2 separate regions of the Homo sapiens genome follow, and region 1 is linked to region 2. A link is a contact called in ENCODE Hi-C or POLR2A ChIA-PET data. All regions are on one chromosome and are shown on one strand. Each heading gives the region's core, a stretch centred on a gene start or an enhancer-like site at or near the end of the contact. The rest is flanking DNA. Distances are from core to core; before and after follow the strand shown.

Evidence for each region. A loop is a pair of places that touch in the nucleus more often than their neighbours do. ChIA-PET counts read pairs that join two places held with the same protein, here RNA polymerase II (POLR2A). Pooled maps may share reads with other maps.
Region 1: a map of psoas muscle shows a loop between it and region 2 (1.8-fold over the local background). The contact joins two enhancer-like sites. A Hi-C loop is called at or near these places in 2 of 168 maps with a recorded cell type or tissue (mammary epithelial cell and psoas muscle) and 2 of 50 pooled maps. POLR2A ChIA-PET finds 5 or more read pairs at or near these places in 5 of 52 experiments (PC-3, Panc1, activated T-cell and 2 more).

The regions. Positions count from the first base shown.
Region 1 is chr3:171,416,581-171,419,360 of GRCh38, forward strand. All of the region lies in intron 1 of TNIK (TRAF2 and NCK interacting kinase), which reads right to left. Among named protein-coding and RNA genes, the nearest start is that of TNIK, 42 kb to the right of the region's middle. Within about 2 kb of position 1,436, at least 3 of the 41 ENCODE cell types and tissues checked have a DNase peak (open chromatin) inside an H3K27ac peak, as active enhancers do.
Region 2 is chr3:171,346,455-171,349,154 of GRCh38, forward strand. All of the region lies in intron 2 of TNIK (TRAF2 and NCK interacting kinase), which reads right to left. Among named protein-coding and RNA genes, the nearest start is that of TNIK, 110 kb to the right of the region's middle. RefSeq lists an enhancer at 1,031-1,080. Within about 2 kb of position 1,342, at least 5 of the 41 ENCODE cell types and tissues checked have a DNase peak (open chromatin) inside an H3K27ac peak, as active enhancers do.

The DNA.
Region 1 (2,780 bases), core at 186-2,685, 70 kb after region 2:
TAAAGCCAATGTCCAATTTATCACTATTCACCCCTGCAAGTAATCATTAAGCATTTTCCATATATATCATGTCCTTCTCCAATCACATACATCTCATCACAGTAATATCTATATCCTGAATTCAGCAGGGCTTAGCCTCCACAGGGCATCTTTAATACTAATTGGAGGAGACAGGCTTTATAAATCCTTATTTACAAGATGATTATGAAAACTATATTTCCTAGGCCTGTCCTTTACGCTTCTATTATTCTCTCTCTTTCTTTCTCTTGCCAATAAAGTTCTTATTAAATGCTGCTTCAGCCACTAAATTGTAAATTCCCTGGCAGTAGAAATGATACCTGGTTAATCTTTGCATTTCTAAGAAGCAAACAATGGCTTACATAGAGTACATAGCTCATAAATGGGTTGTTGAATTTTCGAAATTACTGTACTTTAATTTAGACCACATAATGACTATTTATTTGCTTCAATTTTTAAATGACCCTGAATGTCTCTGTGCTACAAAATGTACTGAGGCACTGTACATCTTTCAGATTTTGGAACTTGCATTCAGTTGCCAATAATTTTATATATTTCATGAAATGTTTAACAATAAAACTACTCTTTGCATCTCAAAATATGTTTTGAAGAAATTATGAAATCAAGATGTTCTTTCAATGTATAAAATATTCAATAAGTGACTCAATAAATTAGTAGCATATCTTATTTGAAACTGAGATGCCATTAAGAGCATTTAGTAAGCTGTTTTGAATACTCTTATCTATCTCTGCTAACAAAGGCTTGTTTCACCAAGTAACTTGGGAAGTCATCCCAGTATCATGATTTATACACCTCTCCCCATTCATACTAAATGCATCTTCACTAACCCTCTTCAATGAGAACTTTTATAGTTACTTATTTCTTTAGAACTTATTGAATTGATTCTCGTATTGTGAAAGGTATTATAACTTATAGTTATAAAAAAAAGTTAAAAATCATTTAACTTTTGACTTCTCATCTCATGCCTAGCTTTTTAAATTTCCATTTCTATTTGTGAATCTTGACATCTGTAAGCCTCCTGGATCATCAGGCTCTGAGACAGTCACATTCTACTTTGCTGAAATCAGATTGCTCACTGAACTTCAATAAGTATGTTTCTTTAATACTTACTAGCACCCTTTTGTGACAATCCCCAAGCCCACCACCTCACTGGGACTTCACCCCTTCCTATAATCAAAGGGCTTTGAAAGACAAGCTTTCTCTAAGGCTGCATGGCATTTCCCAAAGAATTACCATGACCTAGTTTTGAACTCCAGATAGACTTCAGCCAGTGGGAAACAATATACGAAGCATCTTTATTTCAGCAACTGAGCCTCATTCCGAAGAACTGCTCCCTCTCTGAGAGGTTACCCCAGTGGAAAATACTGCCTGAGAGAAAAAGAGATTACATGTGTGGTCTGGGTCCAGCCATGACCCAGCTGTACAATCCTGGGAAGTGAGTCAGTCTCTGAACTTTGATTTCCTCATCTTTAAAATTAAACAGTGAGACTAGGTCACCTCTCACTTGCCTTCCAGTTCTAAGATTCTATAATTCCATCGAGTGTTCCTATGTGGAGCAGAAAGGGGAAACATAATTATCAAATTTCAAAAATACGGCATAAACCCTTTGGTAATTCTTCTGTATTCTGCTACCTCTACGTATTTTGAGTACCCTGGCAACTTCCATAAGGACTTACAAAACCTTAGAGACTAAAACGTGGGCCAAACCGTATGACCCAGCAATTCTACTCCTGAGAAATGAAAATGTATGTACACATAAAAAGTTGTACACAGATGTTCATAGCAGCATTATTCATAATAGCCCAAAGGTAGAAACAACCCAAATGTCCATCAACTGATGAATAGATAAACAACATTTACAGTCTCCACACAGTGAAATATTATTTGGTCATTAAAAGGAGTGAAATACTCATACATGCTACTACAAGGATGAACCTTGAAAACAATCTAAATGAAAAAAGTCAGTCACAAGATTATATGATTTCACTTGTATGAAATTTCCAGAACAGAGAAATCTACAGGGACAGAAAGTAGATTAGTGGTTGCTTTAGGGTGGCGTAGGGAGAATGAGGGGATGGGAGATCATAGCCAAATGTCCATCAGTTGATGAATAGATAAACAAGATTGGTATATCCATACAATGGTATATTATTCAGCCATAAAAAATAATAAACTACTAATACCTGGTAGGTATTAGTCTGCTAGAGTTACCATAACAAAATACCACAGACTGGGTGGCTTAAACTACAGAACTTTACTGTCTTACAGTAATCTCAGATCGTGGTCCAGCTAGAAATCCCAGATTGAGGTCCAGCAGGGTCAGTTTCTGGTGAGGGTTCTCTTTCTGGCTTGCAAATGGTCACCTTTCCACTGTGTCCCCATATGGCAGAGAGAGAGCAAGCTCTTTGGTGTCTCTTCTTATAAGTATATTAATCCTACCAGATTAGGGCCCAAGCTTTTGATTCTATTTAACCATTATCACTTCTTCAAAGGGCCCGTCTCCAAATACAGTCACACTGAAGGTTAGGGCTTCAACATATGAATTTACAGGGGATACAAACATTCATTTTATAACATGTAACAACGTGGACAAAACCTGAAAACATTATGGTATGTGAAAGAAGCCAGTCACAAAGCACCACATATTGTATAAATCTACTTAGAGTAAATGTCCATAATGGGAAAATCCGTAAAGACAGAAAGTAGATTAGTGATTGTTTAGGGCTGGGATGGGGATAGAG
Region 2 (2,700 bases), core at 92-2,591:
TTTAAATTATTGAGCAGCCAGTCTTTGGTAGGTCTGTGCTAGTTACTGGGAATACTGTGGTAAGCAAAGTAGACAAGTCTCTGGCCTCATGGAGCTTATAGTCTGATAAATATATTATTCAACCAATGTGTATCACTATAATCTGAGTTTAGCACCCCACCAGAATGTGCCGGGGGTATGAAAGCCCAAACGGGGCCTGGGATCTTCTGGAGGATGAAGAACAGTTTTGTGAGAAAGTGACATGGAGTTAATAACAGGAGAAGAACATTCCAGGAGCAGGAATGTGCAAAGGTCTTGAGGCAGGAGGAAGCAAATTAGGTTTTCTGTGTAAAGAGAAAGCAGTATGTCTGGATCCCAGAGAGTGAGAAAGAACAGCACTAAGAAGAAGGTTGTGTTCAGATCATCCTGGGCCTTGTAGGCTAAGTTTACTCTTGATCACATGGGAAATCATTCAAAAGGTTTTAAACAGGAGAGAGACATGATCAAATAAGCATTTTAATATGACTTTACTGGCTGCACAGTAGGAATGTAGGGGCTGCAAGGATAACATCAAGGGACAGTCCTGCAGGCGTTCATATGAGAGATGTGCAATGCCTGTGCTAGGACAGTGGTGGCAGAGACAGAAAACAGAAGAGAGAAATCAGGAACCATTTAGGAAATAGGATCAGCTGGGCTTGGTGATGAAATTCAGGAGATGATGTCATGGGTGACTCCTAGTTGGTTCTTGGAGTTGTGATAATGCCCTTCACTCACTGGTTCATTTGCTGAAAAAAAAAAAAAAAGAAAAGAAAAATGACAAAACCCTAGCTCAGGCACCAAACACATAGAGCACACTCTCTTCTCTTTGACAGCCAAGCTAGTTCTAAGTAGCATCTAGATGCCTGGTATACAAGTCCTAAGTGCCTGCAGAGCTGGCCCTCAGCTGAGAAGTGCCTATCACACACACACACACACACACACACACACAAGTAAAGAGAAGCCAACAGGCTACATTAGATTCAGGATAAATGAGCTAGCCCAAATGACTTCTTCTATTTCAACTCCACTATCATTGCATTTAACTGGTCACACCTACAAAGCAATCAGCAAACTGGGTGACTCATTAGGATTTTCTTTTCAAGAGAGCAAAGAACCTAAATAAAGATCCTTGAATTTAGCGTACAATACCCAGGAGTCATCGGAGCAGCAGCAATTTGGGGGAACTTCAAGTGTGGTATTTCGGTTTGAGTGGGGAAGTTAGAAATCAGAACTGATCTCACAAACAAAAAGCTTTTATAATAGCCTGTCCTAGATAAGAGAGTAATGAGAGGACAAAAGGGGAAAGCCATCCCCCTCTTAATACCAAGGAAACCTAGGGAAGTGACTTCTTAAAAAGGAGGTAAAAGCAGCAGTTTTAGTCACTCATCAAGAGTGACTGTTCTTCCTCTTTGCTAGAAATAGCTAAGAGAGTGTAAATCACTCACTAGGCTCTAAGAAAAGAAGACTTACAAATGAGCTTGAAACCAAATAGTGCTGTGTAGATTCTTCTACCATCTTCTAAAGAATCTGCATGGACTTACTTATTCACTGTTAAGGTTGTCTGTGCATGGTAGCCACAGTGCTAGGATGATATCTATAGTTTGTTTTTGACAACAAGTAAATCCATTATAAACCCAATTTCTTCTCTTGAGCACAAGTTTAAAAGGAAAAAAAGAAAAGCTTTTCTACTTTAACATGCCTCATGCCTGTGCTTCCAAACCAGAGCACAAGTACTCCCTGGGGCACTCAGCTCTATGCCAAGTATTACAGCAGCAGGAAACCATAGATTTTGTTTAAGTCAACCTTTCTATAGTAATTTCATTAACATAATTTTAAACTGACGCAACAATGATTATCATGTGGCATAAAGAGAATCCATCTAAATTTTAAGGATATAACAGAAGATTCCAAATACATTTCATTTTTGTGGTTTCCACACCACCACCGAGTGAAGCCTTTAGATCTCTTGAAGAGGATGGGGTGGTTACAGGCCAACGAACGTATCCATTAGATGCAGACAGCACAGGACCTAGAGCCTACAGTACTTTTTGCAGTCAACAAAAAATTATTCTTATTTTAAAATTAGAAGATAAAAACTAATTCTTAGGCCAAAGAAAATGTTTTAACATATAATATTTGTCTTACACCAATGAGGTTATAAAGCCTAATTTTTAACTTTTTGTTGTTTTATTTTTCTTGGAGAAAGGGGCCCACGGAGGCAAAAATGGGGAGGGCCTACAACAGTCATACTACAGCACCGGGTAGTGCTTTCATTTGTGTTTGAGTCCCTCTCCTCTGCTATGCTGGTAAGCCTCAAACACAAATGAAAGTGTTATTTCTTAAAGTATAGTGGTCCAAATACCAACATGATTTAGTGAGACAAGGGCAAATATTTTAATTTAAAAAGTATGTACTATATTTTTAAATATAGCTGAAAATATTGAGTTTCTCATTTACGGTAGCAACGAATTTTCTTTTTGAAAAATTTAAGTAAATAAAATACTTTAATGAAAAATATTAAGCAAAAAGACTGCAAGTTCTAGGATGAACTTGGAAAAAAAAAAAGAGGTTGGTATTGCTGAATGGCTGAAAACTAGTGATATCCTAGAATCCTAGAAATACTAGGATTCAGACTCTCAGCTATAACACCCAAAAAAGTTTCCATATAGATCATCAACTACC